Regions from separate parts of the Homo sapiens genome. Here region 2 is linked to region 1. Evidence: chromatin contacts called from ENCODE Hi-C or POLR2A ChIA-PET data. All regions are on one chromosome and are shown on one strand. The core of a region is the stretch at or near the end of the contact, and the rest is flanking DNA. Distances in the headings are between cores, read along the strand shown. Region 1 has its middle 43 kb from the start of GYPC. Region 2 has its middle 110 kb from the start of GYPC.

Region 1 (2,700 bases), core at 75-2,574:
AAATGATGTATCATGTAAAGTGAAAGCAGTGCAGGCTCCTCAGCGTCTTCACTGGCCCAGTGTGGATGCTGACACTGGTGGGAGGGGAGCTGTGCACATAGCCTTTCCCAAGCATGTTGAACCAGAGACCCCATTTGCTCACACGATACCTGCTAGGAACTCGTGGACCAAGTGGTCCTCGGAGCACATTTTGGAAACACTCAGGTAAATGGTTTCTAACATCCCCTCCTGTGGCAATGCCATTTCAGGTTTTTGAGCACCCACATCTTCCAGGTTTGGGAGCACAGATCACTGTCCAGTGAGCACAGAGGAGGCACCAGAACCTACACATAGACACTCATTGGGGTGAAAAGGCTCCAGAAGAGGATGAGCCCAGGGCTCTCGAGGCCTCCTAGAGAGCAGGTGCCTATGTGGGGGAAGGATGATGGTAACTCATTCCTTTCTCCCTCATTGGGCCCAGGGGCTGTCTATACTAAGCTTGACTCCCTGGCCACTCACCTCCCCTTCCTCACCTCCCTTTATCCTCACTCTTTTGCCTGCCTAGTGTCCTGGAAAACAATTGAAACACAGTCTGCTCCCAGTCTACTGGGTCCCCAGACCCAGCCAGAATCAGGCTCAGCAGCAGTAGTGATGACATGGAAGCTGCAGAGCTGGTTTGTCCCAGGTGGCCTAGCTCAGATGCCACGAGGAGGGAACTGTTGCAGGCTAACTGCAGAGGCCAGATGGCCACACCAGAGAGCAGGGCAACTTAAAGAGATAATGCACACACACACACAGAGTGCACACTGGTGGACACTTGTGGGCAATTAATAATCCTCTCTTAGATTAGGGACCAGGTTTTTAAATCTGATACTTCCTCCAGCAATGCACTAAGTCATTCTGCAGCACGTCTGCAACCAGTGTTAGTTGGGGTAAATAATGCACAAATTTGCACACACCAAAGAGTCAAAAAGACTGTTAAGAAGGAAGAAAGAGGAGAGGAAAGGAAGAGAGGGGATGGGGCAGAGAAGGGCTGGAAGAAGAGGGAAAGGGACAGAGCTCTGTCTGTAGAAAATCCCAGCTTCTTTGCACATAAGCCTCCTTTAATCCTCGAAATAATCCTGGCAAGTGGATATCCTTATCCTCCCTTTAGATCTGTAGAAATTGAGGTGCAGAAAGGTCAATGAGCTTTACTGGAGGTCTCACAGTTTCTAATGGCAGAGGAGCCATTTAACTCAGGCCTGTCTGGCCTCCCTTCAGGAGGTTGAGATGAGTCAGCAGGAGCTGCCCAGGGAGCAGAGCAGGTGGCATCAAGACTCATGGATGCTGGCATGACTGACCAGTGCTGGGATCAGAGAATCCCCAGCCAGGTCTCTGCCACCCAGTGGCCCTGGACAGTGATGGCCCAGGCACCTCTGCCAGCATCCCCATCCCTAGTCAGAGCTGGCCTGGTTGAGAGGTCTCTCCTGGTGGCGAGAGATAATGCAGTGGAGCCTATCTGCTCTTGGTGGGATGATTAGCTTATAGAGATAGCAAGTGCTGCCAGCCCGGTCACACCTCATCCACACTTCCAGCACCCAGGACGCTTGCACCCAGGCCAGTCTTATGAAAAGGAAAGTGATCATCTAGATTACATCATGCCAAAGCATCCCTACCAACACTTCTTAGATGATTTGTGCTTCTTCAAAGTGCTCATTCCCAAACTAAGAGTATTTAGTGATTAAATTTCAGATTCAGAGACAGATAGATAATATATATGTGTGTGTGTCTGAGTATATAGCTGTAATCCACAAACATTTATTAGGTACCATGTAAGTGTTGAAATTACATAGCTGAATATAGCAGCCTCTGCCTTCAGGGGTCCCTAGCTTAGGGGAGAAGATAAACATGTAAATATATATAAGCCCTAAAGTATTATGGATGCTGAGAGAGTAGTGATACAGATCAATTTAAAACACTAAGGAGAGAGAGATCAGTTCTATCTTGGGAGTGAGATGGACTTAGGAAAGGCTTTAGAGAAGAAGGGAGGCTTGGGCCAGTTGCACAGTATATAAGGGCTTGACCACAGAGCGGCTTCAGTCCCAAGCTAAGAAATTAGGACTTTGTTGCATAGGTAATAAAGAGTCACTGAAGGAACAAGTCAGTCTCTATCATATGGATAAGATAATGATCAAGTTAAACAAGACAAAAGATGAAAATGCACCATGGAAATTCACAAAGGGGCTTCAAAAGATCTAGCAAGGCTCAGACCCTGCCTGTGGAGCTGGAGGCCTCCCCACCCTGGGGCTCACCCACTCCTCCAGCTGCTCCATTGTTTAGTCTGAATTTCACATGACTTGGCCCATCCTGCCTGGAGAGAGATGGATCTCATCTATTCACCAGAAGAAGCGGCAGGAGGTCAAGGCTTTGAGCCAATTGTTATGTAAATATTAGAGAGAATTTTTTCTTCTTTTTTTAATGGAAGGAACTCCCCTTCATGATTTTATCTTTTTGTCCTCCCTGGAGAGAATCTGCTCAATTGTTTTTCATTCCTTACCTAAAGATTTTTATCATCATAGCAACGGGAATGATTTAGGGGCCAACAGTACTTTAGCTGGCCCACTGCCACAAGTAGAACTACAGGCATTTTAATGTTTGCAATTTAGCATGTCAGCATGATGCTATGAAAAGAGAGTGGCTCTGGAATTGGACAGACTTGGACAAAAATCTCATCTCAGGCAC
Region 2 (2,700 bases), core at 21-2,520, 63 kb after region 1:
TGAGAAAGAGCTCTTGGCTGCTACTGGGTCTTAGTGAAGAGGCCAAGTTTCCATGCAACCTTAGCCCCCCATCATGAGTGGGATGTTGTCTTGCCCATCAAGCTCTAATGTTGTACATGCACAGCAGGATTCCATCATCAACTGGAAGTGGCACCTCACCTGCCTCACCCTCATCCCAGCCTGCTCAAACCCAAGGCCCCCTGCAACAGCCTGAGTATCAAAGGTGGGGTTTGAAATCCTTCCTGATATCAAACAGTAAAGACCAGAGGCACTTTAACTCAGCCTGACTCTAAACGTCCTACACAAAAAGAAGCACCTGCCCCTGAAACCAGACCAGGCTCCTGGAGAGGAATGACTAGGCCGCTGTCATGGAGGCTCTGGGCATGGACAGCTGCACAGAAGCCAAGGGCATAGTGGGCCGAGTTCATGCTTAGGGGGCACATTCCATTTTTCTTGCTCACATGTGTGGACACGGGAATTTGCAGGCCCCATTAATGACAGATTACTACAGAAAAACTGAAATGCTTGTGCTTCTGGGAGTTTGCCCCATTCTTCGTGGCACTCCCTGCATAAGTGATTTAATGCTGTGGCTGGGAGGCACTCAGAATAATATATTAATTTATTGGCATTTAGATTTATGGGCTTCAAGACATGCTAACTGAATATAATTAAAATTACCCAACCTGACCCTTGCTGTCCTTCAGGCTGTAAGACAGTTGAGAGAATTTATACTTCTCTGCAAACTTGGGAGTGCCTTGGAATCAGCCCAGTTTCGGGGTGACTGTGCTTCTTCATTCAGTCAAGGGAAGAAGGGAATAGCAGATATTAGCCACATTTTAAAGCCCTTATTCCAGTTTCAGAGGCATTTTTCTGGCTTACTATATAGATTTGATAACATAGTAGTCTCTTAAAGATTGCTGGGGAGGCAGTGACAAAAAAAGAAAAGGATTAATCAAAAGACAGTTAAGCTGGCTAAAAGCAACTGGGTCACAGGGCTTCTGAGCCCAGTCTCCAACCACATAAGCAGCAGCTACTGAAAGCCCAGCATATATGTGTATCAGATCCTCAAGTTGGACAACTTAAACCCATGTGATGTTTAACTATCAACTATATCTCAGTAAAGTTGGGGAAAAATAAAAGAAAATTAATTTACTATGTTTTTTTAAAAAACAAGTGGAAGCATACATTAAAGGCCCCACCCCCTCCAAAAAAAGTTTCTCCAACAGCAACCAAAGGAAGAGCAGGCCACAAGCTGGTGCTCTACACACCCAGACAGGAAGCCGCCCACCTCACCGAGGCTAACCTGCCCCACCCCAAAGAACACACTGGCAAGTCTGAAAAACGCTGAGCATTCTCACGAGCACCCTCAAGCCCAGAGTGAAGAAAACTGGAGTTGAAGGAGTGGGGGTCTTGTCCTTTCTTACTGAAAAAAATGGAAGTGGTTGCTGGCTACTGGGACATGAGTAAAGGTCTAACCCTCCCCTAACCCCACCTCTAGTAATGGGGAACAGGTTCATGCAGGTGTTTTTCCCAGTGTCAACACTTCAGCCATCTGAGGCAAGCCCCAGCCCAGGGCTCTCAGAGCCTGTACCCTATCCATCCCTGTGCCATGCCCTCAGGCTGCAGTAATCCAGTGAAACAGAGGCTCTCAAGGGGGAAGTAAGGTGCCTCAGACAAAGAAGAAAGTCACCACAGTGTTGAGTGGAGCAGACAGAAGCTCTGGACAATGCTGCCTGAGCAGAAGGCAAGATTAAAAAAAAAAAAAAAAGATTCACTTACACAAAGGAGCACAGATATGCACAGTATACACTAACACACACACACGTACACACACACTAACAATGAAGAAAAGGGAAAGAGCATTCAAGAACAAAGAACCCTACCTAGAAGAAAACATCACTCAAGGAGTGAAAAGAAATGTTCCAGAATTGCTTTAAAGTACAACTTAAAAGGGTGTAAAGTCAATAACAAGAGAGCTCAGTGACAGAATGATAAAACAGAACGAAGTGAAAAAACATTATAGACATACAGAAGCAAATTAATATCAAAACATCATTACAGATAACACATTAGAAACAGCAAGAAACAGAATAAACACTACTGAAAATAATTGCTTTTCTGCAGGAAAAGCTTCAGGAAATGTTTACTGAACAACACATACAGCACACTTACTGCATGCCAGTACTGTTCTAAGCACTTTACTAACTATTAATCCTCATAATAATCCTGAGGTAAGGACAAGTATTAACTGCATTTTACAAAGGACAAAAACAAGAAACTGAGAGGTTAAGTATCTTCCCAAGGTCACACAGCTAATATGTGGCAGTCTGGCTCCAGAGTCCTTGCAATGAACCATTTCACTATGACGAGTAATAATAATGTTAAAAATCCATAATAATAAAAATCACAACCACTTTTCCACGACTTGCTCTGGTCTGAGCACTGTTTCTTAAGAGCTTTACATATATTAAGTCTTTTAATCCTAGGAGCTGTCCTGAGATAGGTATATTATTCCAACTTTATATGAGGCAGCAGGCTCAGTGAGGTTAAGTGACTGGATAATGAACGTAGATGAAGAAAGGAAAGAGAGCAGAAAAGATACAGTAGTTTTCCTTTCTCTGAGGTTTCCATTACCTCTGATCAACTACAGTCTAAAAATATTAAATTGAAAATTTTAGGAATGATCAATTCATAAGTTTT

What was found. Hi-C counts contacts between places; a loop is a spot of excess contacts on that map. ChIA-PET counts read pairs that join two places held with the same protein, here RNA polymerase II (POLR2A). Pooled maps may share reads with other maps.
Region 2: a pooled map shows a loop between it and region 1 (1.8-fold over the local background). The contact joins two enhancer-like sites. A Hi-C loop is called at or near these places in 4 of 168 maps with a recorded cell type or tissue (CD8-positive, alpha-beta T cell, Right ventricle myocardium inferior, endothelial cell of hepatic sinusoid and 1 more) and 7 of 50 pooled maps. POLR2A ChIA-PET finds 5 or more read pairs at or near these places in 4 of 52 experiments (CD4-positive, alpha-beta T cell, WTC11, activated naive CD8-positive, alpha-beta T cell and 1 more).

What each region holds. Positions count from the first base shown.
Region 1 is chr2:126,697,868-126,700,567 of GRCh38, forward strand. No RefSeq gene overlaps it. Among named protein-coding and RNA genes, the nearest start is that of GYPC, 43 kb to the left of the region's middle. Within about 2 kb of position 1,325, at least 4 of the 41 ENCODE cell types and tissues checked have a DNase peak (open chromatin) inside an H3K27ac peak, as active enhancers do.
Region 2 is chr2:126,761,086-126,763,785 of GRCh38, forward strand. No RefSeq gene overlaps it. Among named protein-coding and RNA genes, the nearest start is that of GYPC, 110 kb to the left of the region's middle. Within about 2 kb of position 1,271, at least 3 of the 41 ENCODE cell types and tissues checked have a DNase peak (open chromatin) inside an H3K27ac peak, as active enhancers do.